Regions from separate parts of the Homo sapiens genome. Here region 2 is linked to region 1. A link is an interaction called in ENCODE POLR2A ChIA-PET data of the cell type or tissue named here. Cell type or tissue: HepG2. All regions are shown on one strand. Links, peaks and the distances in the headings refer to the core of each region. The heading gives the core; the rest is flanking DNA. Region 1 overlaps THADA (THADA armadillo repeat containing). Region 2 overlaps THADA (THADA armadillo repeat containing).

Region 1 (16,381 bases), core at 6,864-11,863:
AAGAATCGCTTGAGCCTGGGAGGTTGAGGGTACAGTGAGCTATGATCACACCACTGCACTCCAGCCTGGCTGACAGAGCAAGACTATTTTTTTTTTTTTTTTTTTGGAGACCGAGTCTCACTCTGTTGCCCAGGCTGGAGTGCAGTGGTACAATCTCGGCTCACTGCAACCTCCGCTCCTAGGTTCAAGCAATTCTCCTGCTTCAGCCTCCCAAATAGCTAGGACTACAGGCACACACTGCCACAACCGGCTAATTTTTTTGTATTTTAGTAGAGATGGGGTTTGACTGTGTTGCCCAGGCTGATTCTGAACTCCTGAAAAAAAATGGTGGGGGGAGGGGTGCGTGCTTTTCACTCTGGATTTTAATCCCAAATGTAAGCTTTATGGAATGAGAGAACAGGTCACAGAACGGCCGTCATGAACAGATGTGGTAGCCCAATTCCATGACCATTCCCACACGCTCCCAAAATCTGGGCTCTTTTTAAAAACGATTTCCCAAACAAAGTTCACCACTTCCCTATGCCTTCTGATGGGAAATTCTACCTTTTTAAGAAGAGAACAGATCTGTTGCCGCACTCCTGGAGACTGGCTGTTAAGATTGTATGTAATAAAGAACTGAATCCACTGCATTTCTTCCATGGAAACAATTTCTGTGCTCCGATTACTTTCACAAAGCAAGCCTAATGTATCTATCCTTACCTAAAAAACATCAAGCAATAAAATGTTAATTTTCCAAGAAATAAGCAAAGCCTAAATCACTTGAATTGCTTACTTACATAGGCTACAAAAGGAAAAAAGTAAACTTCAGTTCACCAATAGGTACCTCAGAAAGGTTTCCTAATCTCAAAGATCCTAGGGTTATTTCCTATACAATTCTTTTATTAAACATGTAAATTGGGGATTTATAAAATGCAACAATCTTAAAGATTTTTATTCCGTGGTAATGCTCAGCTTCATTCCTTTTTCTTTTTTTCCAGTGACCCCTTTTACCCCATCACCTCACTCTTAAATTACTGCCAGACACTTCTAACTGGTTTCCTGGTTTCTTTCTGCTCCCACTCTGGAAACTCACGTTTCCACTAATGTAACTCCTTGCTGAAAACAGAGTAGCTTTGGTTTAGCTTAGTAAAACCAGCTGGTGCCTGGGAACCAACTAAGTCTTTAGCCTAGCATTAGGCCTTTCCAAAAAATGTCCAAAACACTCCACCCCTGATAAGCAATGTTCTTAATCATCCTCCAGACCTTGCTCATTTGGGTCCCTCCATTTTGTATGCTGCTCCAAGGCTTCCTCTTTTCTAATCATATCTATCACTTTCCTAATCAAGCACCACCTGCTCTGATCAGTCTCTTCTGAGCCTTCCAAGCGAGTCCTTATGTATTTAAGGGCACATGATGGCATGCTTGTATCTGTATTGTCAGTTCTAAGAGTTTCCAGTTGTTTTATGTAAGTTTTCTTACATCCTCAACTAAACTTTCAGTAGCTTGAAGAAAGGGCCTACTGAAAGTTTAGTTGGGAGACTAGGGTTTCTACTCATTCTCTTTATGAACTCCCTAAAACAGTTCAGGATACAATGTAGGGGCCTCTATATTGAACTGCTACATGAAAGGGATCTACTGCATGTACAAATCCAGGTAATTTTCTTTACTTACTTGGCAATGCTGATGAATTAAGCCTTGCTTTATTCTTGCATCAGACACGAGGTTCTCCCAGGTATCAGTTGCAGACTGAAGATGTCCATGAGCTCTAGCTATTCGCAGACATGCCATCAAAGCTCCCAGAGCCCCCCTGCTATTACAAGACCCTAAGGATGGGAAAGATTGCTCTTGTCCTGAAAGCACAATAACAAAGACCATTACTGTATTATGCAATGACTACTATAATTATCAGCTGCTAATTTTCATGTTTCCAATTAACATTTTATTTCAATAAATAAAAATCACATTTTAAACTCATTTCTAACACAAATTAAAGTTCCTATTCTAAAATAATCATTATTTAATATGATTTGCCCTTTTGTCAATCATTTCAAGTAAGCATAATTCTCTTATCGTTAACATAAACAAATCATTATTTACCTGCTAACATTTTTGCTTTTTCCCTAACACCTAGAAAGGGAATCAGGCAGCAAATCAGGAAATAAAATCAGGTGGAGAAATAAGCACATCAGTGGCTACAGACTATTACTTCTCTAAAAGTAAACACTGAACCTCTCTGCATATTTTAGAGTGGCTGTTTCTCACTAGTAAAGATTAAAAAAGGAACACAAAGAGCCTGCTGGTTTCAGAGGCTAGGACGTCAGCCATTACCAAGAAGACAGGGCAGCTTGATATAAAAATAAAGACAACCTTACTTCAGAACAGATTCTTGAATCCTGAATTTCAGATGGCTTTTCAAAAACTCAAGAACAAGTGTTGTCAAAAATTACAAATAATGGCTTATTTTTGCATACAGGAATCAAATTTTCCTGCTACCTCATGGTTACTCTTTGAAGTACTGAACGTTTTTAACAATTTTAGTTGAAAATATTTCTTAAAATTATGCTGTACGATACTACATTCTTGCTTTGTTAAACAGAATGTAATAATTTTAAGATTTATATGATGTGTCATGATCATCACTTTACACATCCTGAATTATGCTTGAATGCAGTGATTCCTGTAGGGTTTGTGAGTTTCAATGGGATGTTTACCCCTATTCTAAATAACTATAGATGGCTATTTCTTGAGATCATGCCTCTGAATTTTGTCACTTCCCCAGAGAAAAAAACTTGCTACTGCCAAGTTACCTGTCTTTAACCTTGCCTAACACAATTTTTAATTATTGTCTCAATGACTTGAATAAGCACATTATATAAGACACACAAACTTTTATTTCAGTGATACAATAAAATAAATTCAGAACTTGAAAAAATGAATTAAAACCTTGTAATACAGGAAAGTTTATCATTTTAAGTGGAATTATTCTTTAGCTTGTAGAAATGACTTCAGCCAAAAAACTCCATTCAGCTATATATAGGAACATTCGTTTCAAACTGAAACATCTATCATTAATCTCTTCCTTTACTATTTATAGAAGTGATATTTAAATTTGAATATGATTAGTATCTGCATAGCTACCTACATTTAAGCATCATAATTAGAAACTACTAAAACAAAAATGCATTTTTCTTACCAGTTTTAGCATCAATAGAAGTCTGAAGAATCTTTACCATGTACTGTAAGCTTTCAGGGCTGTAACTTAATAATTTTGGCAAGTAATAATCAATCACGTAAGATTTTTGATCCAAGTTTCCTTCACACAATATAAAAAGGAGAGGAGAAACCCAAGTCTCATGCCACTGGTCAATCCAAGAACTCTCAGCAGTCTGGGATTTCAAATGACTCTTATGATTTCTAAACATGGTTTCCAAGAGGTCACTTGCATAAGGTACCAATGACTGGTCTCCCATCACCTCTAAGATTTGAGATGGAATAGTTTTATCTATAGCCAAAATATGTTCAACTCCTATGCACTCTACCAAACAACCAAGGCACGTGTACTTTCCTTTAATATGCCATTCCAATCGTAAAAGACTCTCAGTCAATTCCACAAAGAAAGGATCAGGGACGAAATCTGCACCTTCCACAGTGAGCCGGTGCATTTGGAGAAGGTTTTTGAACATGATTTTGGTTTGGTGTCTCAGAGCATCCAATGGATGTTCCCAATGGGTATAGACATATTCCAAAAGTCTCCCAACTATACTTGAATTCCCATTCAGGCTGTCCGTTAGGCTCGGGGAACTTGATTCAAGGACTTGTATGGCTGAATTAGTCCAGGATGCTAAGATTCTAGACAGAAACATTTCCAGCGTTGGCTCTTTAATCCTGAAGAAAAATGAGCCATGAGCCATTATTGTAAACTGATTAGTAAAAGAAATTTCATTTTATAACAATTTAGACTTTAAAAATATTAAATACACAGAATGACCACAAATTTCAATTATTAAATTTACAAGAACAAAAAACTACAAGTAAAGCCAAAACAGATCTCAAATTTGTATATGATTCTTTTTACCTTGTAAAAAATAATCCAGAAAGCAGTTCAAGATCAGCCTAGGCAATATAGTGAAACCCCATCTCTATAAAAAATTTAAAAATTTAGCTGGGTGTGGTGACACACACCTACAGTCCCAGCTACTTGGGAAGCTGAGGTGGGAGGATTGCTTGAGCTCAGGAGTGAGACTGCAATGAGCTGTGCTCATGCCACTACACTCCAGCCTGGGTGACAAAGCGAGACTTTGTCTCAAAAATAATAATAGTCCAGGAAGGGACATAGGGAAATTTGGGGGATGATGGAAATATTCACTACCTTGACTGTGATGATTACACAAGTTATTTATTTATTTATTTATTTGAGACAGGGTCTTGCTGTCACCCAGGCTGGAGTGCAGTGGTGCGATCTCGGCTCACTGCAACCCCTGCCTCCCAGGTTCAAGCGATTCTCCTGCCTCAGCCGCCTCAGTAGCTGGGATTACAGGCGCATGCCCCCATGCCTAGATAATTTTTTGTATTTTTAGTAGAGACAGGGTTTCACCATGTTGACCAGGCTGGTCTTGAACTCCTGACCTCAAGTGATCCACCTGCCTGAGATCTGCAAGCCTGGGATTACAGGCTTGAGCCACCATGCCCGGCCTACACATGTAATTTAAAAGATAAGGAAAGCCAAGTGTTGGAGATGGTTGGGGGAATGGGGCTTCTCTGTGATAAAAATATTCTAAAGTTGTTTGAATTAACTTTTAAGATGTTAAAACTTCATTTCAGAAATGTTGATAAGGATCACTTTAGATTACCTATGTTAAAGTGCTTCATAAATTCTAAAGCACTACACATGTAGAAACTTTTATAGTTTTAAAAAATGATGCTAAAAACAAATTTCAGGAAAAAAATTTTTAAAGAAAAAATATAGCAAAGAGAATATTAAAAATTAATTTTAGAAATGCTGGTGGTTGTACAACTCTGTGAATAAACTAATAAACTGAATTGTACACTTCAAATTTATGAATTGCATAATATAGCTCAAATATGTAAAAAATTATTTTAGTTTTCCTCCTTTATTCATATGTTCAGTATTATCAAGCTGTATATATGTTTCGACATTTCATATACATGATCACTTTCAGCCATTATGGCAAAAACACCACAAAAATACAAAATACAGCCCCATGAAGTCAGAAGACCTTCTAAGATTGCTGTTTCAGGTTCTTATTAGCAATATGGTCTCAGGTAAGCATTTACTTTTCTAAGCCTCCCTTTGCCCATTCAACAAATTAGATTTCTTATCCTATATAGTAGCCATTTGAGGATCACATTAGATTACCTATGTTGAAGTTCTTTATAAATTCTAAAACACTATACATATAAAAATTTTTATAGTTTTTAAAAACGATAACATTGAAAATGTTAAAAATTAATTTTAGAAATGTTCTTTACAGGCTAACCTGCAGCAATAATTTTATTTATTTATTTTTTTAAGACAGGATCTCACTCTGTCGCCCAGGCTTGAGTGCAGTGGCACAATCATATCTCACTGCATCCTCGGCCTCCTGGGCTCAAGCAATGTTCTCACCTCAGCCTCCCACGTAGCTGAGACTACAGGCGCATGCCACCACACCCAGCTAAGTTTTAAAAGTTTTGTACAGACACAGTCTCACTATGTCACCAAGGCTGGTTTTGAACTCCTGGCCTCAAGTGATCCTCTTGCCTCAGCCTACTGGGAGGGTAGCTGGGATTAGAGGCACAAGCCACTCCAGCTTTTGGACTGCATCTTCTAAATGTCTTACAAGTGAAACAAAATATGAGACGATAGCATCAAAACTCACTGTGAACTCAAGGTGAACAAAACATGTGCAGTATCCAAGAGCAGGGCCTCCCCACTCCGACCCATGCTTCCGTTCTGCCAGTCCAACATGGCAAGTGTCCCCTGACAGAGGAATAAGACAGCTGACTGAGAGATGTCACCACAACAGAGGCTCCTGCAGCTGCTCATAAACCACTCGGGGACACTGGTGCAGTCCACTGAACGAAGCAGCACACTGCTAATCTGGAAAAATATAGCAGAGCTAACACACATAAAGCTTTTAAAACTTTTCAGAGATATTTCAAAATACAAACCCAAACATCTCTTTCCCCTGAAAAATCCTAGGAAAAATGACTAAATCCAAAGATAAAATACCCACAAATGTCATGATTATTGTATTAGTATTAAAGGAAAAAAATTACATCAAGTACGAGAATGATTTTGCTGGTTGGAATGTACTGGCAGAGCACAACACATCGCCACCTGCAGGTGGATAAGCTTAACAACTGCTTTTTTTTTTTGGTATGTATTTTTTTTTTAAACAAATGCTTTTAGAGGTGATTTGAGAAATAAACATCTTCGACTTATCCAAAGATAATTACTTTGTGTGATCTCATAATATATTTTTCTAAGGTCAGGTAAAAAGATAAAATAAGTTTCCATACAATATAGCAAGCAAAAAAAGAAATCTACTAGTAAAAAATACAAGGATTGTGGCCTAAATTATCAAATTATACTTTCTGTAAGAAGCAAATTTACTGAACAATTGACTCTATCTAGCATGCTTCCTGTCTAAAGCACATGATTTGGGTTATTCTCAATAAAGAATACATTTATCAGAAAAGTTATTACTGTGTATATATCTATACATTGATATGCATAATTTTAACATTAAAAATATCTTTTAAGATACTAATGAGAGATGACACTGAACAAACAGCACTAAAAAGAAACTAAAAGAATGTACATCAAAAATGTTTATAGTGATTATCTTTGTGAGATGGACTTACAGGTGACTGTTATTGTCTTTTTGTTATTGTTGCTTTATCTGAATTTTTGGAATTGTCTCTTATTATAACAGAAAAAGGTCATCAGAAGGAACCAGACAATGCAAAAAAAAATTATTTTAATTCACTTCTTTAAAAATATTTTTAATTTTTTTTTTTTTTAAGAGACAAGGTCTCACTCTGTTGCCCAGACTGGTGCAATCTTATCTCACTGCAGCCTTAAACTCCTAGGCTCAAGCGATCCTCCTACCTCAACCTCTCAAAGAGCTGGGACTACAGCTGTGCACCACCATACCCAGCAAATTTTCTTTTTTTTTTTTTGTAGAGACAAGGTCTAGCTAAACTCCCCAGGCTAATCTCAAACTCCTGGCCTCAAGTGACCCTCCTGCCCTGGCCTCCCAAAGTGTTGGGATTATAAGTGTGAGCCACTGCACCAAGCCAAAATTATTTTTTAAACATACCCTAACTCTCAATAAAGTACAATTCTAAAAAGGAGATGCACTTACCAAATGAGGAATCTTTTCAGACGGGTGAAACATAGTCTTAATAAAAAGAATAATAGCTAATCCAGATGTGCTCTGTACAGTCTGTAACAGATCATCTATTTGGCAAAAAAGGAGAGAAGCTTGTGTTAAATAATGAATATTCTGGTAGAGTGGAAAGAGCAGATGCTGAGCAGCCAGATAGGCCTGGGTACAATTTCTAGTCTGACCACTTCCTGGGTGAATAGGTCTTACCTAAGTTATTTAACATCCCACAGACTCTCTTTTCTCTTGGGTAAAATGGGATAACTCTTAACTGAGGCAGTGTCAGGTTTAGATGAATAATGAACATAAACGCTTTTTAGAAGGAGTCTCACTCTGTTGACAGGCTGGAGTGTAGTAGCGTGACCTCAGCTCACTGCAACCTCTACTTCCTGGGTTCAGGCGATTCTCCTGCCTCAGCCTCCCAAGTAGCTGGGACTACAGGCGCGTGCCACCACACCCAGCTAATTTTTGTATCTTTAGTAGAGATGGGGTTTCACCACGTTGGCCATGATGGTCTCGATCTCTTGACCTTGTGATCCGCCTGCCTCGGCCTCCCAAAGTGTTGGGATTACAGGCATGAGCCACTGTGCCCGGCTGAATATAAAGGCTTTTAAGCCCAGCATATAGATACTCAATAAACGTGATTCCTTCCTCTCTCCTCTAACATACACTTTCTTCCTCGCCAACTATTGCTTCCCAAAACACCTAACAGCAACACCACCTGTCCCCTCCCCTCCACCAATGCCTCTGTATCCCAATCACCATATACACAGACTTTTTCAAAAAGAGATTTCAGGGCTTGTATAAAGAATGTAGGTAAGTGCTAATTACAAACTTTGCTAGCACTGACACTGTACCCATAGCAACCAAACAGTTTTGACTTGGTATCTTCTTTTTGTTTTATCTCTATTAGCCTCTAATACCATGGTGAGTTGTTCAACCTGGGGAAAGAAGTAACACTTCTTTATGACATCATAAACTACGTACTAAATATCCACTCTGCCCTTCATCACTGATAAGAAAACTGTGACTTTGATTGGGGAAGCCACATGCCCAGCCAAAAGCAGGATACTTGCTTCTTCAATCTTCTTTGCAACTAAAGGTAGGCATATAAGAGGGTTCAGGCCAGTTGGATTTAAGCCAGTCACTTGAGTATCCTGATCAAAAGTAAAGACGCAACTGGCCTTCCTTCTTCCTGCCTTGAATAAAGACACATCTGGAGCTACAGCAGTCATATGGCAACCACGAGGCAACAAACGTGGGTGAAAACCAACCTGCTGAAGATGGCACAGCAGAAAAGCAGAAAATGTGTGGGTCGTACACTGCCTATACCAGTTCTGGATGACCTGCCTCTGAACTTGTTATGTGGGAAAGGAGGTTTGGTTTTCAGTTACTTGCAGCTAAACACTTTACTGATTATGAAGCTTTAAAATGCTGGAAAAGAATAGTACTGATTAGGTGCCATCAACTTTTCGGAAAAAAAGCTACTTCTTTTTTTTTTTTTTTTTTTGAGACGGAGGCTTGCTCTGTTGCCAGGCTGGAGTGCAGTGGCATGATCTTGGCTCACTGCAACCTCTGTCTCCCGGGTTCAACTGATTCCCCTGCCTCAGCCTCCCGAGTAGCTGGAACTACAGGTGCACGCCACCACGCCCAGCTAATGTTTTTTTTTGTATTTTAGTTTTTTAGTATTTTAGACAGGATTTCATCATGTTGGCCAGAATGGTCTCAATCTCCTGACCTCGTGATCTGCCCGCCTTGGCCTCCCAAAGTGCTGGGATTACAGGCATGAGCCACCACACCCGGCCGAAGTTACCTCATATTAAAATCATGTATTCTCTACATTTCATTAGTTAGAGAATCTTTTTTTTAGACTAACACAGTCCTCTTTTAAAAAGTAAATAACCTCTGAAAAGTTTTCTGTAAGTTATGTCTTAATAAAAGTAACTTTAACTACTTTCCTTTCCTTTTAATACCTGAGAACCCAGGCAAAAAGAGAAATAGAAATACTAATTGGACAAAATATAGCTAAGACTTTCATTACCAGGGTTAAAAACACAAACAATGAGGCCAGGCGCGGTGGCTCACACCTGAGCCACTTTGGGAGGCCAAGGCGGGCAGATCACCTGAGGTCAGGAGTTCCAGACCAGCCTGGCCAACATGGTGAAAGCCCGTCTATATTAAAAATACAAAAAAAAAATTAGCCAGGCGTGGTGGTGCATGCCTGTAATCCCAGCTACTCGGGAGGCTGAGGCAAGAAAATCGCTTGAATCTGGGAGGCAGAGGTTGCAGTGAGCCAAGATCACGCCACTGCACTCCAGTGTGGGCGACAAAGAGAGACTCCATCTCAGACAAAAAAAAAAACCAAAAAACACAAACAATGAGATGCTATTGTCTTCCAATCAGCCTAGCAAAACCAGAGTCAGTTATTGTTTTTCACTAACAAGAGCTCTAAAGAGATCCCATTAGCATGTTTTTAATTAAGTTACATTCAAACATATATTACCATATAGAATGGGAGGTGAAGAGAGAAAGGATAATTCAACTTTTTATATAAATACTTGTGTTAGGTGTCACTTTTTCGTTAATCTTATTATAATAATAAACCACAGATTCCAAAAAAGTGACAGAAAACAAATTTACAGCTTAATAAATTATTAAAAAGTGATCACCCTTGAACCTATCTTCCAAGGCAAGAAATAGAACTCAGTCACCCAGGCTGGGCACAGTGGCTCACACCTGTAATCCCAGCACCTTGGGAGGCCACGGTAAGCAGGTTACTTGAGGCCAGGAGTTCCAGAACAGCCTGGCCAACATGGCAAAACCCTTTCTCTATTAAAAATACAAAAAATTAGTCAGGTGTGGTGGTACCCTCCTATAATCCCAGCTACTCAGAAGCGGAGGCACGAGAATCGCTTGAACCTGGGATGTGAAACCCAACATGCAGAGGTTGCAGTGAATAAACATCACGCCACTACACTCCAGCCTGGGCAGCACAGTGAGATTCGGTCTCAAAAAAAAAAAAAAAGAAAAGAAAAAAAAAAAAAACCATGTAGTCCAGGGCCTCCCTCCATTTTTGAGAGGCTGAGTAAGGACACATTCCACATCTCAGTTAAGTATCACATTTCACACTATTAGTAGGAAAAGCTGATTGACACTCAATTTTAACTGTCAATTATATATCATTTGTATATAATTTGTTACACTTACCATCGCTTAAAACCTTGGTAAAAATACTCAGCAATCCACACATATTTTGCCATATGGGAGAATCGGAAGTCTTCCAAAGATTTCCCTGGAAATCTTGTACTTTCTGTACTAACATCATTGAAACTCTAATGCCTACCAGTAAGTCATTCATCAACTGTGTTTGAATAATATGATTTCCAGCACATTTTCTATAAAGAAGAAAAGACATTATTACAAAAGGAAATTCAAACAAAAGTGTGAACATTTCTAATTATCAGCAAAATAAATACATTCCTCAAAGGCCCAAAATCAATTTTAAATTATGATAATTTATTCCTCTCTCTTCCATTCCTATAAACATTCCAATTATGTAGACATTAATTGCAAACTTTCAACACTGTTAACTTAATCTACATGTCCCTCTTTCTCAGCCAATAACTAACTTCACTTCTTTTAGGGCAAAGATAAGAAATCAAGAATGAATGACAGAACTCAGTCTGGGCGAAGTGGCTCACACTTGTAATCCCAGCACTTTGGTAGGCCGAGACAGGTAGATCATTTGAGGTCTGGAGTTTGGGACCAGCTTGGCCAACATGGCGAAACCATGTCTCTAGTAAAAATACAAAAATTAGCCAGGTGTGGTGGCACATGCCCGTAATCCCAGCTACTCAGGGGGCTGAGGCAGGAGAATCGCTTGAACCCCAGAGGTGGAGGCTGCAGTGAGCCGAGATGGCACTACTGCACTCCAGCCTGGGTGAGAGAGCAAGACACCATCTTAAAAAAAAAAAAAAATGACATAACTTACAAACTTGAACACTCTCTCAACATTGATATATTTTCCCTCCCTGGCTTTTTTTTTTTTTTTTGAGACAGAGTCTCCCCCTCTGTCACCCAGGCTGGAGTGCAGTGGTGCAATCTGGGCTCACTGCAACCTCCACCTCCCGGGTTCAAGCGATTCTCCTGCCTCATCCTCCCAAGTAGCTGGGATTACAAGCAAGCCATCATGCCCAGCTGATTTTTATATTTTTAGTAGAGACAGGGGTTTCACCATGTTGGCCAGGCTGGTCTCAAACTCCTGACCTCAAGTGATCCACCTGCCTCGCCCTCCCAAAGTGCTGAGATTACAGGCGTGAACAACCATGCCCAGCCTCTCCCTGACTTCTAAAATGCCAGGCTCTCGCAGATTTTCCCCTACTTCACCAGCACTCCTTCTCGGATACCTTCACTAATTCATCCTCTTCTCCCTGATCTTTTTATGTTAGGAATGTCCAGGACTCAGTCTTTATTCCTCTTCTTTTCTCCATCTAATTCTCTCCTTTGCTGATCTCTTTTAGCTCATCAGCTTTAAATTATAATCTACATGCTGATAATTCCCAAATTTTTATCTCTAACCCAGACCTCTCTGTCTAATTCCTTTCTGGTATATCTAACTTCCTGATATTTTTACTTGGATGTCTAACAGACATCTCTAAATGAGTGAACTTATCTTCAACTCCAAATCTGCTGTACCTGCTGCATCTTTATCCTACAAAAACATTGTAATCATCCTTGCCACCTCTCCTCTCCATCTCATCTATAAGAAAATCCTGTTGGTTCTACCTTCAAAATACATCTAGAATCAGACCAACTCCACTGCTACATCTTGGCCTGAGCCACTCTCATCTCTCCCTTGGGTTATTGCCATAGCCTCCTAACTGGTCTCTCGCAGCTTCTGTCCTTACCTCTCAGTTCTCAACACAGCAAAACACAGAATAATCCTATTAAGGCAAAAGTTAGGAAAAACAACTTGGTAGTTCCTCAAAAAGTTAAATATAGAATTATCTTATGATTCCACTCCTACGTATATACCCAAAAGAGCTAAAAGCAGAGACTCAAAGATATACTTGTATATCAATGTTTATAGCAGCATTATTCACAATAGCCTAAAGGTAGAAACAGATCAAATTGTCCATCGACAGATTGATTAACATGTGGTCTAAACATACAATGGGATATTATTCGGCCACAAAAAGGAATGAAATTCTGATATATGCTACAAACGTGGAAGACCCTCGAAAACACGCCTGTAATCCCAGCACTTTGGGGGACTGGGGCAGGGGGACTGCTTGCGCTTAAGAGTTTGAAACCAGCCAGGGCAACACGGTAAAACCATATTTCTACCAAAAATATAAAAAACAGGGCATAGTGGCGGACGTCTGTGGGCCCAGCTACTCCAGAGGCTGAGGTGGAAGGATCACTTGGGCTTGGGAGGCAGAGATTGCAGTGAGCCAAAATCCTGCACTCCAGCTTGGGTGACAGAGCCAGAGCTTGTCTCAATTAAAAAAAAAAAAAAAAAAAAAAGGAAAAATAAATGAAATAAGCCTGACACAAAAGGACAAATCCTACATGATTCATAAGAATCACCTAGAATAGGCAAATTCAAAAAGACAGGAAGTAGAATAGAGGTTACCTGGGGCTACAGGAAAAGACTTTTTTAAAAAAATAAATTTTCCTTTCTTTTGGACGCCCTGAATTTGAGGTACCTGTAAAACATCCAAGCTGAGATGTCCACAAGTTAACTGTCAACTGATGTCCATCAGTCTACCACTCAGGAAAGAGATCTAACTTGGAGTAATAAATTTGGGAATCCTGAGTACATAGGTGGTGGCTGACACCAAAGTGGACATTATTAAGCAGTTCAAACGAACAAAATAAAAAGGACAGAACCCACCTTTACACGATGAGCATAAAAAGAAGAGCCAAAAAGGAGAAAAAGAGACAAAGAGCTCCTGCTGTGGAAAAAGGCTACCCTGAGTGAAAGAAGATGTACAGGTATTATTTCTCCTCTCTCCCAGAACCTCCTCAAACCAACAGCCATGGGATTGAAAACGTAAAAAGATAAATTCTTAAAGGCAACCAATATGCAACAAGACAATAACAATAGTATTTCAGAAGCTGCAAAGCAGATGGATGAGTGATAACTGACAGCAGAATCAAGAAAAGTGGATACTAAGCCAGGGAACAAGCCCAGAAGCCATTTGATTTGTAGTCCCAAATGGCTCAGAAACTGTTGGCACTAGGTACTCCTTGATGTGGAGGTAAATAAAGGATTGAAGACAGGAAGACTGAATACCTCCGAGCCAGCAGACAACTTGTTTATCTTTAGAAAAGGTAAAACAGGTGTTTGGAAAGGAAGATAGCACACACAGATAAGGCAGCAACATATTACAAAAAGGAGAATTAGGTAAATACATGCACAGTGCACGCCAAATACTGAGACCTCAGCCTTCTTCCCTCACTCAGCAACCAGAATATTAAGACAATGGTTTGGAAGAGTCTTCCGTGGCAAATCCAGTACCTAAGCAAAAAGATTTAAACGTACTGACATCTTTAGGTTTCCCCAAGGAAGAGTTACCCCAAGAAAGAGCTCAGCTAGACTAGCCTACAATAAAACCTGCAGTCAACTCCACTCAATAGGCGCAGACATTCAAATCAATCCTTGGTGTCCCGTTATTAAACATGACTACCCTGGCTGGGCACAGTGGCTCACACCTATAATCCTAGCACTTTGGGAGCCAAGGAGGGAGGATCACTTGAGCCAATGAGTTCAAGACTAGCCTGGGCATTATAGTGAGACCTCATTCCTACAAAAAAAAAAAAAAAAAAAAAATTAGCCAAGCATGGTGGCGGGCACCTGTAGTCCCAGCTACTTGGGAGACTGAGGTGGGAGTATCACTTGAACCCAGGGAGGTAGAGGTGCAGTGAGCCAAGATTGTACCACTGTACTCAAGCCTGGGTAACAGAATGAGACCCTGTCACAAAGAAAAAAAAATGTAGATAGATAGATAGATAGATAGATAGATAGATAGATAGATAGATAGAAAGAAATACATAATTGCCCAGCCAAGGATCACCAGACTTCTGAGGAAAGCTTCTAATAAGAAATATACTGAACAAAACCAGCAAACAGAAAAAAGCAACTTGGAAGAAACAAAGACTATGTAAAGATGATAAAAAACAAAAAAACTATCATGAATATATCCTCAGAGAAGTAACAGAGGATATTTCACTCACAAAATAAAACAGGATGCTATGAAAAAGGAACACACTCAGGTGAGGAAAAGAGTTCTTTCACTTATTCTCATAACAATTTATTAAATTTTTAATTTTTCATTTAAATATTTTAATAAAGTTCAAATATAAAAACTTTGAATTTATTAAAATTAAATATCAAACCTCTAAAAAAAATTTTAAATAATTGGGTCTAATATTAATGGAGAAAGGGGCTGGGCATAGTGACTAACGCCTGTAATCTCAACACTTCGGGAGGCTAAAGCGGGCACATTACTTCAGTCCAGTAGTTTAAGACCAGCCTGGGCAACATAGTGAGACTCTGTCTCCAAAAAAATAAAAAAAACTATCTGGGTGTGGTGGTGCATGCCTGTAGTCCCAGCTACGTGGGAAGCTGAGGTGATACAAACACTTGAGCCCAGGAGGTTGAGGCTGCAGCGAGCTATGATCACACCACTGCACTACAGCCTGGGTGACACAGCAAGACCCCATCTCAAAAAAAATATAAAAGTGATAATATTAATGAAAAGGGATGAAAAGATCACATTCTGAGACTTTTAAATTTTTCTTTGTACAAAGATAATGTACAACTGCAAGTGTGCACACACAAATGCCAACATATAGCACTTGCCTATTTTCTTCCAGGATTTCAATTAAACTCTTCTGCAGAAAATGAAGCACTGAAACAAAAAGAATATGACAAATAAGAATTTAAAACTGTGAAGCTCAATTTCAATAAAATAAAATATTTTATATCACTGTTATCCAAAATGATATCATGATATGGAAACAAAAATTTAAAAGGAAGGGTCATGATGTACCTAAGTTATCTACAATGCTCTACCTATTACCAAGAAACTTAAAAGAGCCAGTTCCAAAATGACTCATACAAGCCATCAACTCATGGAACAAAATAAAATAATAGGACTTACCATTTTTAAGCAGATTATTAACACTTGCTCTACCTGTAGAGGAAAAAATGAACACTGGTAAGGAGTTTCACGACCAAAATCAATGTCATTTAAAAACTATGATGTGATGAGAGGGGTTAGCCAGAAAAAGGACTAGAAAAGTGCAGCCTTACCCAAGTTAAAGTTCTCCATACAGGAAGAAATATTGTCAGTAACTTTCCTGTAAGAGTATAAGTCAGTAGTATTCAATTCTTCCTGAAGACGAGAAGTAAAACGGTGCATAGCCTCAGGTAGAAAAAAATCAGGCAGGCTATTTAGTGAGCTAGAAAAAGAAACAAATATTAAAAATCTGACAATCTAATAGCCCCAGAATATGTGGAGAGGGAAGAGAATCATACAAATGTGGGAATACTGAACTAAATCTTCAAAATACAGCCAGAAAACTACAACTACACACTACCATCACTCGAATTTCCTGGCTTGTCAGCACATCTGGTCTCCCTGCTTCCACCTTGCTTCTCTCCCATCTCCCAGATTATTCTCAACAGAACAGGCAGAGTGACACCGTTAAAACACCATGTCACTTCTCTTACTAAAACCTCCAACAATATCCTTCTCGGTTAAAGTACTAGTTGAAGTGTTTACAGTGACCTACAAGGTCCTCCCGATACAATCTGGCACTACCATTAGCTCCTGACCTCATCTTTATTTATTTTTTTTCTTTTCTTGATTTTTAAAATGGCATCTATCACAATCCTGACCTCATCTTGATCTTTGTTCACTTAGCTCTAGCTACATGGCCTTGCTCTGTTCTGACATACCAGTCTTTGCTTCTGCTGTTTCCTCCATCCAAAATACTCTTCC
Region 2 (16,381 bases), core at 11,038-16,037, 73 kb before region 1:
ATCTTTCCTTGCCTCACTTCCCTTTTTCTTTCATTCCTGCTGGTCTTGGTTAGTACCACTCAATAAAATGTTAGGACCCGGGCTTTACTTCCAGCTCTGTTTAATAAGAAAATAGGGCCAAAACCCTAGAAGGTAGGTAAAATGTACCTTCTTTGTATTCTTAAAATACCCAAACATCTCCTCTACAATAGCACACATTCTGGAGTTGGACAGGTAATAGTTTTGTGTCCTTAGGCAGAGTTATTTCATCTCTCTGAGCCTTGTTTTCTTCATCTGTAAAATGAGGATTATAACAGAACATACCTGGATAACAGAAGCTACTAAGATAATCAATGCAATGTAAATTATGCCAGGTACATGAGAAATACTCAATAAGACAGCCATTATTATGATTATGTGTTATCTATCCTTGTATTTCTAGTGCTTAACATAACATCTACAATACAGTAAGCAGATATGTCTAATGCCGAAAATATTTACATACTACATTTCCCTATATTTTAAGAATGCCTACTAGGTAGCAAAGTTTGAGAGATCTGTATGGTTTCAATACGAAAGACTAAGGAGTCTGTAAAAACAAATTAAATATATACATGAATGCTTTCTGAAAAATGTTTCTTTACTGCAAGTTAAAATTAAGTTCATTTTACATGTGTGTTTTCCCTAACTTATCAGGAAAAACAATCAAGTCAAAAGTACAGATGTAGCCAGCTTTAGGCACAGTTATATTCCCAAGAGGATGTGTACAAATCAAAGTTCTGCAAATCAAACCGTATTTCGTATGCATTAAGGAAAAATCACACTTAAAATCACTTCAACAGAGAATGCTTTTGTAAATTGTTTTTGTAAGTGAATACTTCTTCACATCCATTAAATAGGTTGACTCATAAATTTTATCTTAGATTTTTATACAGAAGAAAATATAACCATTGATAATATTAAGTAACAGTGTTGATCATTATAGCTATGATATTTATTTCCTCTAGTAAAGCAAACTAAATAGAAATGTTTCCTTCATAAAGTGTTAAAAAGGAAGATCCCAAGAAATAAAATTATTAGTATTATGAAATTAGAAAGAAAATAAAAACATTTATATATATTTATGCAGCCTTTTGTGGATATGTATGCATACATGTACTATGCACATGTAAAGCCCACACATAAAAAAAGAGAAAGAAAATGAATCAGAATGCTCATATCTGTACGGTAATTTAACAGGTGACTTTTACTGTTCTTATTATGCTTTTCTTTATTTTCAAAATTTCTGCAGTGCACATGTATTACTGTTTAGGGTCTCAAAAAATAGTCTTTTCAAAAAAAAAATGAATCACTCATTTCTGATAGTTTGAATTTTACTAAAAAGTTGGACGAATCACCAGGCTTCACTCTCAGAAAGTCCTTTCACGGAAAATATTTCTTGGTTCATCTGGAACTAATGGCTTCAAGAAAGCAATATTGATATTTCTGACAATCACTTTTATGATCTCCAGTATTCCTGATGGTCAAGCCACATTCCTACCTCTCTGACTCTACTGACAGTATAAAGGCATTGCTCTACTTCCTGTAAGTATAAAAGGTAAACTCTGTGTCCTCAAGAGTAGTTATGCAATGCTCTTAGACAGAATTCCAGAAGTGTGTATCTCTTACAGGAAGACGCACAATTTTCTAGGCAAGAGTTGGCAACCTCAAAGGATTCCTCTTCACAATGGGAGTCTGTGCCTTTGGCTTTCACTGCAAAATACTTACTCTCAATTAGAGGCTTATCATACAGGTAAGAAATGGTTTGTGCAGCTTACTAACTGGAAAGCCTGACTTTCTAGTAAATACTCCACTCTGCAGGTAATGTATTAAGATCTAGCTTCTTTTCTCTTCTCCCTTTGCCAGACTTTTTACTTTAAGCCACATTTCAAGCATCTATAATTATTCTCCTTACTCTAGAAGACATGATATAGGAAAACAAACTATAATGTTTCTCCCAGAAATCATAAGAAAACACACGAAAAATTACTTTCTTAAATCCAACAATTGTACTGGGTATTGCCCATTATCTTTAAAGTTTTGAATCAAAATGCTTCTGGACAGTGAACATATTACAAAAGAAAATGCGACTCAGTATTTAACCTCTTCCATTTCAATGTTTTGCGAGTGTCTCGTTTTTTCAAACTTTTGATAGAGTTTATTTGTAGCACTAACTTAACATACTAACAGCAGAGTCCACAGCATCCAAAATACAGACACATTTATACGCTCAGAGTTGTTTTGTTTCCAGATCAACATAATTAATCATTAGGGAAATGCAAATCAAAATCAGAATGAGATGCCACTTCACACCCATTAAGATGGCTATTATCAAAAAAAAAAAGATAACGAGTATTGGTAAAGATCTAAACAAACTGGAACTTGTGCATGGCTGATGGGAGTATAAAATGGTGCTGCTGCTGGGGAAGAAGTTTGTTCATTCCTCAAAAAGTTAAACATGGAATTACCATATGATATACCCAAAAGAACTAAAATGACTCAGATAATTTATACATTATAATTCATTGCAGCATTATTCATAATAGCCAAAAAGTGGAAACAACCTAAACGTCCATCAACAGATGAATTTGGATAAAGAAAATGTGGTAGTTCAACATCACTGATGATTAGAGAAATACAAATCAAAACCACAATGAGATACCATCTCACGCCAGTCAGAATGGTGATTACTAAAAAGTCAAGAAACAACAGATGCTGGTAAGGCTGTGGAGAAATAGGAAAACTTTTACACTGTTGGTGGAAATGTAAATTAGTTCAACCACTGTGGAAGACAGTGTGGTGATTCCTCAAGGATCTAGAACCAGAAATACCATTTGACCCAACAATGCCATTACTGGATATATACCCAAAGGAATATAAATCATTCGACTATAAAGATATATGAAACATATGTTTATTGCAGCACTATTTACAATAGCAAAGACATGGACCCAAACCAAATGCCCATCAATGATAGACTGGATAAAGAAAATGTAGTACATATACACCATGGAATACTATTCAGCCATAAAAAGGAATGAGATCATGTCCTTTGCAGGGACATGGATGAGGCTAGAAGCCATCATCCTCAGCAAACTAACACAGGAACAGAAAACCAAACACTGCATGTCCTCACTCATAATTGGGAGCTGAACAGTGAGAACACATAGACACAGAAAGGGGAACAACACACACCAGGGCCTGTTGGAGTCAGGAAGGGAGGGAGAACATCAGGACAAATAGCTAATGCATGCCGGGCTTAAAACCTAGATGACAGGCTGAGCGTTATGGCTCATGCCTGTAATCCCAACACTTTGGGAGGCCAAGGTGGGCAGATCACGAGGTCAGGAGTTCGAGACCAGCCTGGCTAACATAGTGAAACCCTCTCTCTACCAAAAATACAAAAATTAGCTGGGTGTGGTGGCATCCACTTGTAGTCCCAGCTACTCGGGAGGCTGAGGCAAAAGAATCACTTGAACCCAGGAAGCAGAGGTTGCAGTGAGCTGAGATCACACCACTGCACTCCAGCCTGGGTGACAGAGCAAGACTCCAACTCAATTAAAAACAAACAAACAAACAAAAAACTAGATGACAGGTTGGTAGGTGCAGCAAACCACCATGGCACGCTTATATCTATGTAAAAAACCTGCACATTCTACACATGTATCCTGGAACTTAAATAAAAATTAAAAAAAGAAAATGTGGGATGTGTGTATACTGATAAACCAATATACACACACAGCCCCCCACCCCACACAGTATGGATCAACCCTTCATATACTACATGAAAGAAGCCAATAACATAAGGACAAATATTGTACGATTCCATTTATATGAGGTATTAGACCAGGCAAATCCACAGAGACAGAAAGGAGAATAGAGGTTACTAGGGGTGAGGGAGATGAGAGATGGGAGTTAGTGTTTAATGAGTACAGAGCTTCTGCTCGGGATGATGAAAATGTTCCAGAAATGCACAGTGCTGATAAATGTTGTTGTGAATGCACATAATGCCACTGCATTGTATATACTTAAAAAAACGGTTAAAGTGGTAAATTGAAAAGAAATATAACTGGCTATTTAAAGAAAAATAACAACAATGTAGTGTAAGTTTACAACACACATAAAAGTAAAATGTGTAACAATAACAGCACATAGATTGGGAGGAGAGAAACAGAAGTGCACTATTATTAAGTTCTTATACTTTAAGTGACATGGTGTAATATCACTTGAGAGTAGTCTGTGATCAGTCAAACATACATACTGTAAACCCTAAAGCAATCAATAAAATTAAAAAAAAAAGAAAGATGGCTAACAAGCCAACAAATGAGTGAAAATGGAACCATGAAATATCAAGAATCAAAAATGTAGCTTGATCCAAAGATTTCTAAGAAAATTCATGGTAAAGGGCAGGAAATATTTTTTATCACCCAGTGAAAGATTAGTTTATTAAAACCTACTCAGAAGCATAATTAAATCAATGAAAATAAATAGTGACAGCACTTACTGCCCAGACCGGTGATGTAAAACCCAGAATTGCAGCCTTAGCTCCATCAGCAACATAAGGAATAATATTTTCTCCCAGGCGCGTATCTCTGAACAATGCTCTAAGGATATTTAAAGCATGAACCTAAAACAAGAAGTTCAAAATTAGTTGTGGGTTGAAAACCATGGCTAATTCTAAATCTACACATATCCAATAGTACAGCTTCAAAACAAAAAATTTACTGAATTACAAGAAATGGATAATCCGCAAATGAAATAGCAGATTTAATAAAACACATCCAGTAGCTGATAAACCATTTTACAAAAAATTAGTAAGATTCAAACAATGCTATAAAAAAGTTTGATCCAATGGACATATGTAGAAGCCTGCACCTAAAATACAGAGACAACACATTCTTTTCGAGCACACATGAAACATTTATTTTCTAAAATCCCTCATACCTAGCCACAAATAAAGTCTCAACAAATACCAAGTAATTAATAACTTATAGATTATGCTCTGATCACCATGGAATTAAGAAACTTTAAAAAAAACTTTATTTTTTATTTTATTTTATTTTATTAGATGGAGTTTCACTCTTGTCGCCCAGGCTGGAACAGAATGGCACAGTCTCGGCTCACTACAACCTCCACCTCCCAGGTTCAAGCGATTCTCCTGCCTCAGCCTCCCGAGTAGCTGCGATTACAGATATGTGCCACCACGGCCGGCTAAGTTTTGTATAATTAGTAGAGACAGGGTTTCAACATGTTGGCCAGGCTGGTCTTGAACTCCTGATCTCAGGTGATCCACCTGCCTTGGCCTCCCAAAGTGATGGCATTATAGGTGTGAGCCAGCGCACCCGGCCTAAAAAAATGCTTAAAATCGGCACATTTTCAAGCACATTAAACACTGGTCAAATTTTTTTTTTTAAATATTTTGAAGACGCTACCTACATATCAATACTTGTAGGATGCAGCTTAAGTGAAATTCAAAAAAAAATGTACATCTCAAATGCTTCTATTTTTTTAAATGACTAGAATGATTGTGGTAAGTGACGAATTAAGTCAAGAGAAAATAAGTCAACAATAAACTTGAAACACAGAAAGAAAATAAAAATTTAGAGCAGAAACTTTTAAAATAGCAAAAACACAACTAAGAGCATTAACAAACCCAAAAGCTGATTCTCTGAAACAGAAATAAACCCCTGACATGACTAACCAAGAAGAGAGAAGAGAAATAAGGCACAAATAAAAAATATTATCAAAGAGTTTGAAGCTACAATGAGCTAAGACTGTACCACTCCACTCAAGCCTGAGTGACAGAACAAGATCCCGTCTCTAAAATAAAAAAATAATAATAATGTATGGTCTCATTTATGTAAAACTCAAAAAAAAGATAAAACTAAAACTAGAGTATTGGAAGTTAGGCTAGTGGTTACTCTTGGAGAGAAGGATGTGGACTGGAAGAGAGCAAGAGGGGGCTTTCAGTTGCTAGAAATGTTCTATTTCTTGATGGCTGCACAAATGTGTTCACTTTGTGAAACTGTACTGAGGTACACATATGGTTTGTACACTTGTCTGTATATGTACTATAATTCCATCAAAAGATGCATATTTAAAAAGACAGGACAGGCACAGCACAAAAAGGAAAACCACAGGCCAGTCTCACTCACAAAACCAGTGAGATATGCAAGAATGCAAAGATAAATTGAAAAATCAATACAATTCATGACATCTGCATTTTCTAGAAGAAAACATATTTATCTAAAAAGATGCAAAAAATATTCAATAAAATTCAATTTCCTTAATAAGATACTGGGTAGATTAAAAATTGCAGCAGATTGATCAGAAACAACATAAGGATGCCTGCTATCTCTCTTTCTATACCAAACTTTACTACAGGTTCCAGCAGCAAAGTACAATAAAAACTGTTTTGAAAAAACTAAAAAATAGAAAGTTAAAACAAACTTAGCATTATTTGTCAAAGGTATGATTATCCATAAAACAAATCCAAAAGAATTTACAGGTAAGTCATTTGCTGTGTTACAGCAATTCTGATAGGCTGCTGAATACAAGCACAATTATAACCCAAAAATTAACTGCATTCTTCTCAAACAGCAACAGATAATATAATCTTTTAAAAGTACCATTCATAATTGCAAAAAAAAAGACATTAGAAATAAATCTCAAAAATAATCTATAAGACGTTTATGGGCCAGGCATGGTGGCTCAAGCCTGTGATCCCAGCACTTTGGGAAGCTGAAGTAGGTGGATCACCTGAGGTCAGGAGTTCAAAACCAGCCCGGCCAACATGGTGAAATCCTGTCTCTACTAAAAATAAAAAAATTAGCTGGGCGTGGTGGTGCACGCCTGTAATCCCGGCTACTCAGGAGGCTGAGGCAGGAGGATTGCTTGAACCCAGGAGGCGGAGGTTGCAGTGAGCCAAGATTGCACCATTGCACTCGAACCTGGGCAACAAAAGCGAAACTCCAACTCCAAAAAAAAAAAAAAAAAAAAAAAAAAAAAAAAGAGAGACTTTTATGGGAATTAGTTTAAAAAATAATAAATGACATTAAATGATCTGAATAAATGGAGAAATAAGCCATGCTCATGGAAGATTCAATACTTAAAAAGATAATTTTTCCCAAATAAATCAATACATTTAAATTCTAACCAAAATTCCAAAAGGGCTTTTTATTGAGTTTAACAAGCTAATTCTAAAATTTTTATGGAACAGCAATAGGACAAACATACCCAAGGTCATTCTGAAGGGAAAACAAAAAAAGAGAGATTCACCTTGCCAGATATTCTAACTTTTTATAAAGACATAATAATTAAACTAGTGGTTTTAGGCCAGGTGTGGTGGCTCACGCCTGTAATCCCAGCACTTTGGGAGGCCTTAGCGGGCAGATCACTTGAGGTCAGGAGTTCAAGACCAGTCTGGCCAACGTGGTGAAACCCCATCTCTACTAAAAATACAAAAATTAGCTGGGAGTGGTGGCACATGCCTGTAATCCCAGCTACTCAGGAGGCTGAGGTGGGAGAATAGCTTGAACCCAGGTGGTGAAGGTTGCAGTGAGCCGAGATCACACCACTGCACTCCAGCCTGGGTGACAGAGAGAGACTCCATCTCAAAAAAGTTGAAACAAAAATAAAACTGTGGTTTTGCTCCAAAGATAGATTAATAGACAGCACAGAAACAGAACCACCTATCTATGAAAACACATAACAGACGCAGTATAAATCAAGAAGAAAAGGATGTGTTATAACAGAAATGTCTCTGTATTAGTTATCCAAATGGCAAACATTAAATTATTTTATTTTACACTAAACAAAGACAAATTACAGGTAATATAAAGACTTGCACGCACTCCAGCCTGGGTGACAGAGCAAGATCCTATCAGTAAAAAATAATAATATGGTTTCATTTACATAAAATTATGACAAGTAAAACTTGAAAACTTTTAAAAGAAAATATAAAATATCTTTCTCAGTCAGGTGTGGTGGCTCACGCCGGTAATCCCAGCACTTTGGGAGGCCAAGGCGGGAGAATCACCTGAGGTCAGGAGTTCGAGACTAGCCTGGTCAACATGGCAAAACCTCGTCTCTACTAAAAATATAAAAATTATCAGGGCATGGTGGCAGAAGTCTATAATGCCAGTTACTCAGGAGGCTGAGGCAGGAGAATCGCTTGAACCTGGAAGGCAGAGGTTGCAGTGAGCTGAGATCGTGCCACTGCCCTCCAGCCTAGGCCACAGAGTGAGACCTCGTCTCAAAAAAAAAAAAAAAAAAGAAAGAAAGAAAAAGAAAAAAGAAAGAAAATATAAAATGTCTTTCCCATCTTGGGGTATAATTTCTGAAATAAGATCCAAATGTACAACCATAAAGGAGAAAGCTGACCTATTCTATTTTATTAAAATTAAAAATATCTACATAATAATAGAGACCACAAAGTAAAAAGAGAAAACATAGTTTGGGAGAATATATATGTAATTCAAATAATCAAAAAGAAATCAATATCAAGAAAATATTTTTGAAACAACAATAAAAATCCAACTCCTACAAAACAAAAATGAAGGGACAAATAACCAATATTAAAGTAAGCAAAGTCTTTCAACAGACAACTTTCATATATAAACCAAAAGGCTAATAAACATATGAAAAGATGTTAAAGCTAACTAGTAATAAGAAAGATGCAAAATAAAACTAGAAAACACCATTTCACACTAAGCAGAAAGTCAAAAACTGTAAAAGTCTGATAATACAAAGGTGTTGATAAGCAATGGAAACTCTTATACTCTGCTGGCAGGAATATAAATTAGTTCAACCACTTTGGAGACAACATAACAGCATCAGATTGAATATGTGTGTACCCTACAACCCTGCAATTCTACTTCTAGGTATATAACCTGGAGAAACACTCACGTGTGTAAGGAGACACACAAGAATGTTTGTTTCAGCATTGTTTGTAATAGAAGAAAACGGGAAACAACCTAAATGTCCATTCACAGAAGGGATGAAATGAAATAGAATAAAATACTGTTCAGAAATGAAAGTGAACAGGGGCTGAACAGGAGCTTACTAATCTTAAAATATAATGTTGATTGACAAAAGCAAAGTATAAAAAGTGTCGAAAACAACATTCATGTAAAAGGAGATAAAAGTATGATGAAAATGCTTGGGAATGATAGTCACTAATTTGGGTTAGTGATTATAACTGAGGAGGAATAAACGGGAATGAGATGTGGAAGAATCCACAGCATAACTAACGGTCTCTGTAATGTTTAATTTTTTAAACTGGAACTGGTTTCAAATATGTTCATTATTCACTATACATTTCTGTATACTGAAATATTTCAAAGATACATAATAAAAATAATAAAGAAATGAACCCTGGGAGGGGAGAAGGAAAGCAAATTATCAACTAAAAAAGCTTAGAAGACTGGTCAGAGACAAAATTTTTAAATCTCACCAATTTCATAAAAATGATCACTAAAATGCCATTAATCACCTTGAAGTAGAGTAGGGCAATAATTATCCAGCACTCGTTAAAACCAAGCCCCATTATTTTTAGATGTTCTTATAAAAATAGCACAGGTAGAGCATCCCAAATCCAAAAATCTGAAATCAAAAAAGCTCCAAAATCTGAAACTTTTTAAAGCACGGACATGACATTCTAAGGAAATGCTAATTGGAGCATTTTAGATTTTCAGATTAGAGATGCTGACCTGTTCAGTATAATGCAAATATGCCAAAATAATAAAAAAAAAAACTGAACTCTGAAACACTTCTGGTCCCCAGCATTTCAGATAAAAGATACTCAACATGTACTTTTTAAAAGTGATAGTCTAGGAAAATAGAACCAATTACATTTTTTTCACATTTCACTGAAAAATGTCTTGAAGTGATCATTTTTGAATGGTGATTAACAACATTTCAGTCAATTTTTTAAAGAAATAAAGACATTTCATATCTATGGGTACTGGCCACTATGTGCCATATGACTATGTTCCATATGACTGTGGAAAAGAATGGGGATTCTTTCCCACAGTCCACATTCTGGCCCATGGGCTCCCTTTATCTAACACTTTGCCAATATCCAATAAACATAAAATCCCCTTTCTTTTCCACAGTCCTCATTCTGGCCTGTGGGCTCTCTTTAACACCTCCCACAGGTTCTGAAATAAAATCATATGTACTTATCGTACTTGATTGTAAACTTCAGCTCTCAATCTGTTCCCTGACCTAGCATGGCCCTTTACAGTTGGGTAGGAGTGTCCTACTATAGGCTGGGCATGGTGGCTCACACCTGTAATCCTAGCACTTTGGAAGGCCAAGGCAGGCAGATCCCTGAGGTCAGGAGTTCGAGACCAACCTGGCCAACAGGTGATTGGGCCTGGTCTCAAACTCCTGACCTCAGCTGATTTGCCAGGCATGGCGGCCCATGCCTGTAATTCCAGCTACTGAGGAGGCTGAGGCATGGGAATCGCTTGAACCCAGGAGGCGGAGGTTGCAGTGAGCCACGATCGCACCACTGCACTCCAGCATGAGCAACAGAGTGAGACTCTGTCTCAAAAAACAAACAAACCAAAAAGGAGTGTCCTACTATGAAGCATTAACTGAGGAAGTCCAGACTATAACGTACAAGCAGTACTTGATAGTTATTAATATTTACTCCCTAGTGGTGAAGTGGAGCTATGAGGAGTGCTTTAACTTCATATATGTAGGTAGTGACTAAAAGGAACTAAATGCTAGTAAAATATGAACACCCCAAAAGGTAGATACCATATTTAAAGGAAATTTTCAACTGCTGAGTTACAAAATGTACATCAACGCAAAGAAGCACACATGAAATTCTAAAGTGCTAGCATATGCACTTTCAAATTCATAGATGCAACAGTATTATAAAATATCTTATATAAGCTGGATGTTTTCACCAGAGTTTAAAAATTGTTTGCTTTGATTAATATATTCAACTAAAGCAACGGTTTATTTTGTGGATGGTAAAGACAAAAAAAAAAGAAGGAGAGAAAAACTATTCAAACAAGCTTCAAATGTCTGTCCAATGTTCAAGAGTTCTTTATCTCCAGCAGAAACTTTTTGTTAAAAAATAAAGCAAAGATTTAAAACAACTGCAGGCGGCTGAGGCAGAAGAATTGCTTGAACCTGGGAGGCGAAGGTTGCAGTGAGCTGAGATCGCGCCACTGTACTCCAGCCTGGGTAACAAGACGGTAACAGCCGTCTTGAAAAAAGTGAAAAACAAAACAAAACAAAAAACAACACTGGAGGGTTTGTGTATTTCCATGATTACCTGGGGGACTGTACTCTGTATGTCATCTGTAGGCCCAGCCAAAGAGATTAACTCTTTCATTGTTATTTTCAACAAATCCATTCTGCCTTTCTTTGGTTCAGATGCCAACAGTGCCTATGGAAAAAGAATGCAAAAATTAACAGGGTTCTTAGTTTACATATACTTGTTTGCTGCTTCCCTGGATCAATCCCAAAATGCAAAATCCCCTTAATAAAAACATGTGGTTATCAAAGAAAGTTAATTAAGCCATGTGGCCGTGGGCAAGTGGTTTAACCTCACAGTTGAACCTACAGATTCTTCATCGCTAAATTTAGGTGAAGGTGAAATCATGTCATCTCTAAGGTCACTTCCACTTTGCTCATTAAATTTTATAATTCTAAAAGGCCAAAAAATGGCTCTTATTGACAACTCCTTAAGAATCCTAAGTAGGTGGCAGCTCTGATAAAATAAACAAATCAGTTTCAGTAACAAATTTATCTAACAAGAAAATTCTCTTTACTTAAAAAGCAAAAAATCTCTGGATTAAAATTCTTGTAAGAATGTTAAGCCTCCCTGGAGATGAAGCAGTTAGTTAATTCTTCACAAAAGAATCATTACTTGGAGGACTAATCAAATCAAAGCATTTGAAACTCCATGGAACAAAAAGAAATACTGCAAACACCAAAGAGGTCCTATATTTGAAATTTTCAGTAGCTTCTTACTTACTTTGTATCTAACACTTTGCCGATGTCCAATAAACATAAAAATAGGGTATTAAGCCACTTGAGGCAATAAAAAGGAATGAGGTACTAATATATATTACAACATGGATGAACTCTGAAAACATTACGATAAGTGAAAGAAGCCACACACAAAAGATCGTATACTGTATGATTCCATATATATGAAATGTCCAGAAAGGGCAAATGTATAGATCTGGAAGGTAGATTAGTGATTGCCTAGGGCTGAGTGGCAGGGGTAGAGAGAAATGGGAAGTGACTGCTAATGAGTATGGGAGGTTTCATGGGTTGATGTTCTAAAACTAAATAATGGTTGTACACCTCTGTGAATATACTGAAAACCACTGAATTGTACACTTTAAAAGGGTGACTATATAGTATGTGAATTACATCTCAATAAAGCTGTTAAAAAATGTCACTTTAGTCACATTCCCAGACTCCCTTTCTCCATGTCTACTTTTCATGTTTGTAGCTACTGGCTCTCAAGAGTGAAAGTTACAAGTTAGTTAGCTTCTTCTGAAGCATTTGAAAACTACAGAAGAGGAAAATAAAGACATACAAAAAATAGTTTGATTTAGAAGAAATTTCTCATAGTTTATTTAGGCTCAGATAACATATATTTTTTAAATGACTATTCAAAAAAACTTTATGTCTATATTGAAAATATTTTTTAATCTGTCTACACAAAAGGTAAACTCACAAACTAAGTAGACAGTTCTTTTCCATAGCTAACACTAAGCAGATTTCCACCAAAACAGGAATATAACTTTATTAGTAAGTCACGCTAAGAGAAATGAAGACTCTCTTTAAGCAGATTTTTAAAAAAAAATTTAGACTTCATTCAACTAAAAAAAAGCTACATTCAATTACTAAAATGACTTCAGGGAACCACGGCTTTTTTCTCCCAAAGAGCTAGGTAAAGTTATGGCATTCTTGCCAAGGCTAGGGTAAGAAAGTACACCTACTGATTACTCATTATGACCAATACTTAGTATAAGTTGGGCACCAGAGCTGAAAGAAGCACACTGCACAAATATGCAGTGAGACCTTGATCCTGTCTTAACATTTGATCTCAGACAGACAAATGACACGTAAAAACACAAGGTCAGAGTGAATTAGAGGCAGGAGAATGAAACACACTGATACAGAATGGGTCAGATCAAATAAAAGTTGATTTCTGAAGGTCACCAAAATCCATTCAGCAGAACTACTTCAATGATCTCTGTCAACAACCTCTGCAACTGATGCCCACTGTCACCAAAAAATCATAAAGGGATTTTAGGAATTTGAGGGAGGAGTAAGAAAGATAAGGAAAAAATGTAGGGGCATGAAAAAAATCAGAGACTTCATTCCATTTATTTTCAGTGCTTTTATTATACCACCATATTCCCGGATTTAATCTTACTATATATTAACCAAAGGTCTTTCAGGATGGGGTCTGATTTAGTATTGTGAAGACACTGGTTTTTATTCTTTGGGTTCATGAAGGTAACAGTCTTAATTTCTAAATAAAATATTTTCCCATCAATAGCCATATCTAAATGTGCTGATATGAAGCAATCTTTAAGGTATAATACTAAGTGAAATCAAAGAGCAAGCAGTGTGTATGTTTTCATATGTGTTCAAAAGGAAAACGGACTCGCACACACATATTCTCATATGCAGAGAGGTTCGGGAGTCAGGCTGCCTGGGCTCAAGTCTTAACTCAGTTCTTACTGTCTCTGTGGCCTTTGGTAAGTCACTTAACGTACCTAAACCCCAGTCTCTTCATCTAGAATATATGGATGATAATAGGGTACAGGGAAGGAGTTAATGAGGTGAAATAACCACTAATAAATGTCAGCTACTATTATGATCATGATTATTTTATGGATGGACGTTTTATAGGAGAATTGAAAAGAAAATGTTAACACTGGTTGCCTACAGAGAGTATTGAAGGTCTTGAGATGAAAGGAAGACTATTTTTAAAAAAAAATACAGTGGGGTGGTGGGGTAACATGTGCACTTCCTGGAAGTGAGCAATGACTGTGCCACAGTGATGTCTGCCTACTTAATACACAGACAGAAATTTATACCACCCTCTGTTTATATTACAAGATTGACCTTTTAGAGGGTTTGTTCCAAGAACAGATCTTGTCACAGGAACACACCATCCCCACATTAAAACAAAGCCACAAATGCTATGGTGCTGAAAAGACAGAAATGTCCTTTATGTGTAATACGCTCACTCACACGTCAAACAGGTTAGGATACACTATCATCAAAAGACAAATATAAACAAACAGCTAGGGTCCTACAGATAAATACCTGTATGTAGAAAGGAATTCCAGCACTGCGCCTTGTAGCACAGAGTTTAGATGAAGGATCACTGCATTTAATTTCCTCTAAAACACTCCATAGCCACTGTTCTGGCAGCTTTTGCAGACTCACATTTGGGCACCTAAAAGGCATATATAATCAAATATTCGGAATTAGGTATCAAAGTTAAAAGTACAAACTATTGATGCACATTTACACTGTTAGTAAATAATAAATATCCTTATATTGAGTGGGGGTGAAACTAAAACATGTCTCATACTTTTCACCTACTTTCCTCTTTATTATGGGTCTTAAGATCTAAAGATTTCATTTCTAACAACTGCAGTGTTTAAAGCATGTGTCTTGTCTGCAAAATAAATTTTGATACATGGGTTTGCATCCACACTCAAAATATTCAGGAAAAGGTTGATCATGGTCTCACAGATATTTCATACTATACAACTCAAGATTTCCAACAAAGAGAATATAAGTTTATAGTTTACTATAATTTATGTTCTATGTTTATAGGGATTACACATATTCAAAGAAAACACATTTTAAACTGTATTTTAGTAATCATTTTCATCTCTCTCAAAATGAGGCCTACCACAAAATTTTCAACCAGATCCTCTGGAGAATTAAAGCAATTTATCTGGGAAGAGGCATAAACATTTTGAGGCGATTTGAACATTACATCAGTGAGCTTCTGCATTATTACATTAAGCGCTATCTTAGAGTGCTCAAGTACATTTAATTTTTATAAAATTTTTAAATGTATGCCCTACTAGACTGTATAACATTGCCCAAGGAATACCAAATTCAGTGGTAGGTAGACACAATTATCTTAGCAAGGTAGTACCTGGTTTTAACTGAAATTAATATATGAAAATTTACAGATAAAGTCCAAAGGAAAAACACTCTTTTTTAAGTTGAGGAAGAAAAGTTGCAGAAAGATAACTGATTTCCAATTTACAGTGAGAATTAGATCTCTTAGGAACATTGGGATTTTTTTTTCTTTATTCTAGTTTGGTGTAAAACAGATAACTTCAGTTACTGACTAAACATTCTAAATAGCAACTCAGATTCAGCTATATGTTTCACATAGAACAAAATATATAAATAAGACTACTTTAAAGGAGGCATTTTTTAAAGTTTGACATGGGCCTAAAAATATTATTTCAGTCATAAAAGTTACAATTACATCTCCCTACTACTAGCAGGCTCTGTGATTCTAAAGATTTCCTTTTAGCATATCTTAAAATCCATCACCTCACCCTTGCTTCTTCGACACTCCTGTCCTCAGCCACCAAAACCAGCTATCAAAACTCCCAACCACTAGATTAAAAAAGATTCAGAGACATAACAACCAAATGTAGTGTGTGAACCTTGCTTAGATCTTGATTTGAACAATGAAATGTAAAACAGACACTGTCAAGTAACAGAGGAAATTTATATACGTACTAGATAATAGATAACATCAAGAAATTCTTTATAAAATGTGCCACTGCACTGTGAACATGGAACAAAGTTTCCATATTTTTAGAGATGCATACTGAGTACATAGGAATAAAAATCACAAATCGGGGATGTGTTTTAGAATACTTCAGCAAACAACAATAAAAAGGGATAGATGAAGCAGTTGTGACTCAACTTTGATCACTATTGAATTTGGATGATGGGTAAAGGTCGCTTATTATTCTCTCTACTTTTAAATATATGTGATATACATATACACAAATACACACGTTTATGTGTTTGGAATTTTTCATAATGAAAATAATTGCCCCACACTTTTGTATTTTTAAGGATTGAGGTTACTTCCCAAGCACTAGATTTTATATCTTTTTAAATTAAGATAAATGTCTTGTGTTTTGTGAAATAATTTCTCTATTAATAATATTGCCAGCTTGATATAATCCTCACACAGTTGACCAATCAAAAACTGAAATCCAAATTCCTAAGAGTAATTACTTAAGTGCTAATGATATAGATTACTGCCTTCTTTTGTTCCTTCTTCACTGTAAAAAAAAAAAAAAAAAAAAATTGGGCCGGG

What was found. ChIA-PET counts read pairs that join two places held together with the same protein. Peaks named below come from ENCODE experiments on the same cell type or tissue, not always from the same donor. Only the 100,000 strongest peaks of a DNase experiment are listed, where the experiment ranks them.
Region 2: POLR2A ChIA-PET joins it to region 1 with 6 read pairs; 3 of 35 experiments call an interaction of 5 or more read pairs at or near these places.

Annotation. Positions count from the first base shown.
Region 1 is chr2:43,571,164-43,587,544 of GRCh38, forward strand. THADA (THADA armadillo repeat containing) reads right to left here. Exons shown (of 38, transcript NM_022065.5): 5 at 15,691-15,839; 6 at 15,539-15,571; 7 at 15,238-15,286; 8 at 10,578-10,765; 9 at 7,350-7,444; 10 at 5,859-6,079; 11 at 3,173-3,864; 12 at 1,651-1,829; 13 at 544-699. Among named protein-coding and RNA genes, the nearest start is that of THADA, 17 kb to the right of the region's middle. RefSeq lists a silencer at 11,343-11,562. In HepG2, for the core only: no CTCF peak of the experiment used is centred there; no DNase peak of the experiment used is centred there.
Region 2 is chr2:43,494,311-43,510,691 of GRCh38, forward strand. It overlaps THADA (THADA armadillo repeat containing), which reads right to left. Exons shown (of 38, transcript NM_022065.5): 23 at 14,338-14,470; 24 at 11,312-11,425; 25 at 4,523-4,645. Among named protein-coding and RNA genes, the nearest start is that of THADA, 94 kb to the right of the region's middle. In HepG2, for the core only: no CTCF peak of the experiment used is centred there; a DNase peak (open chromatin) is centred at 13,101.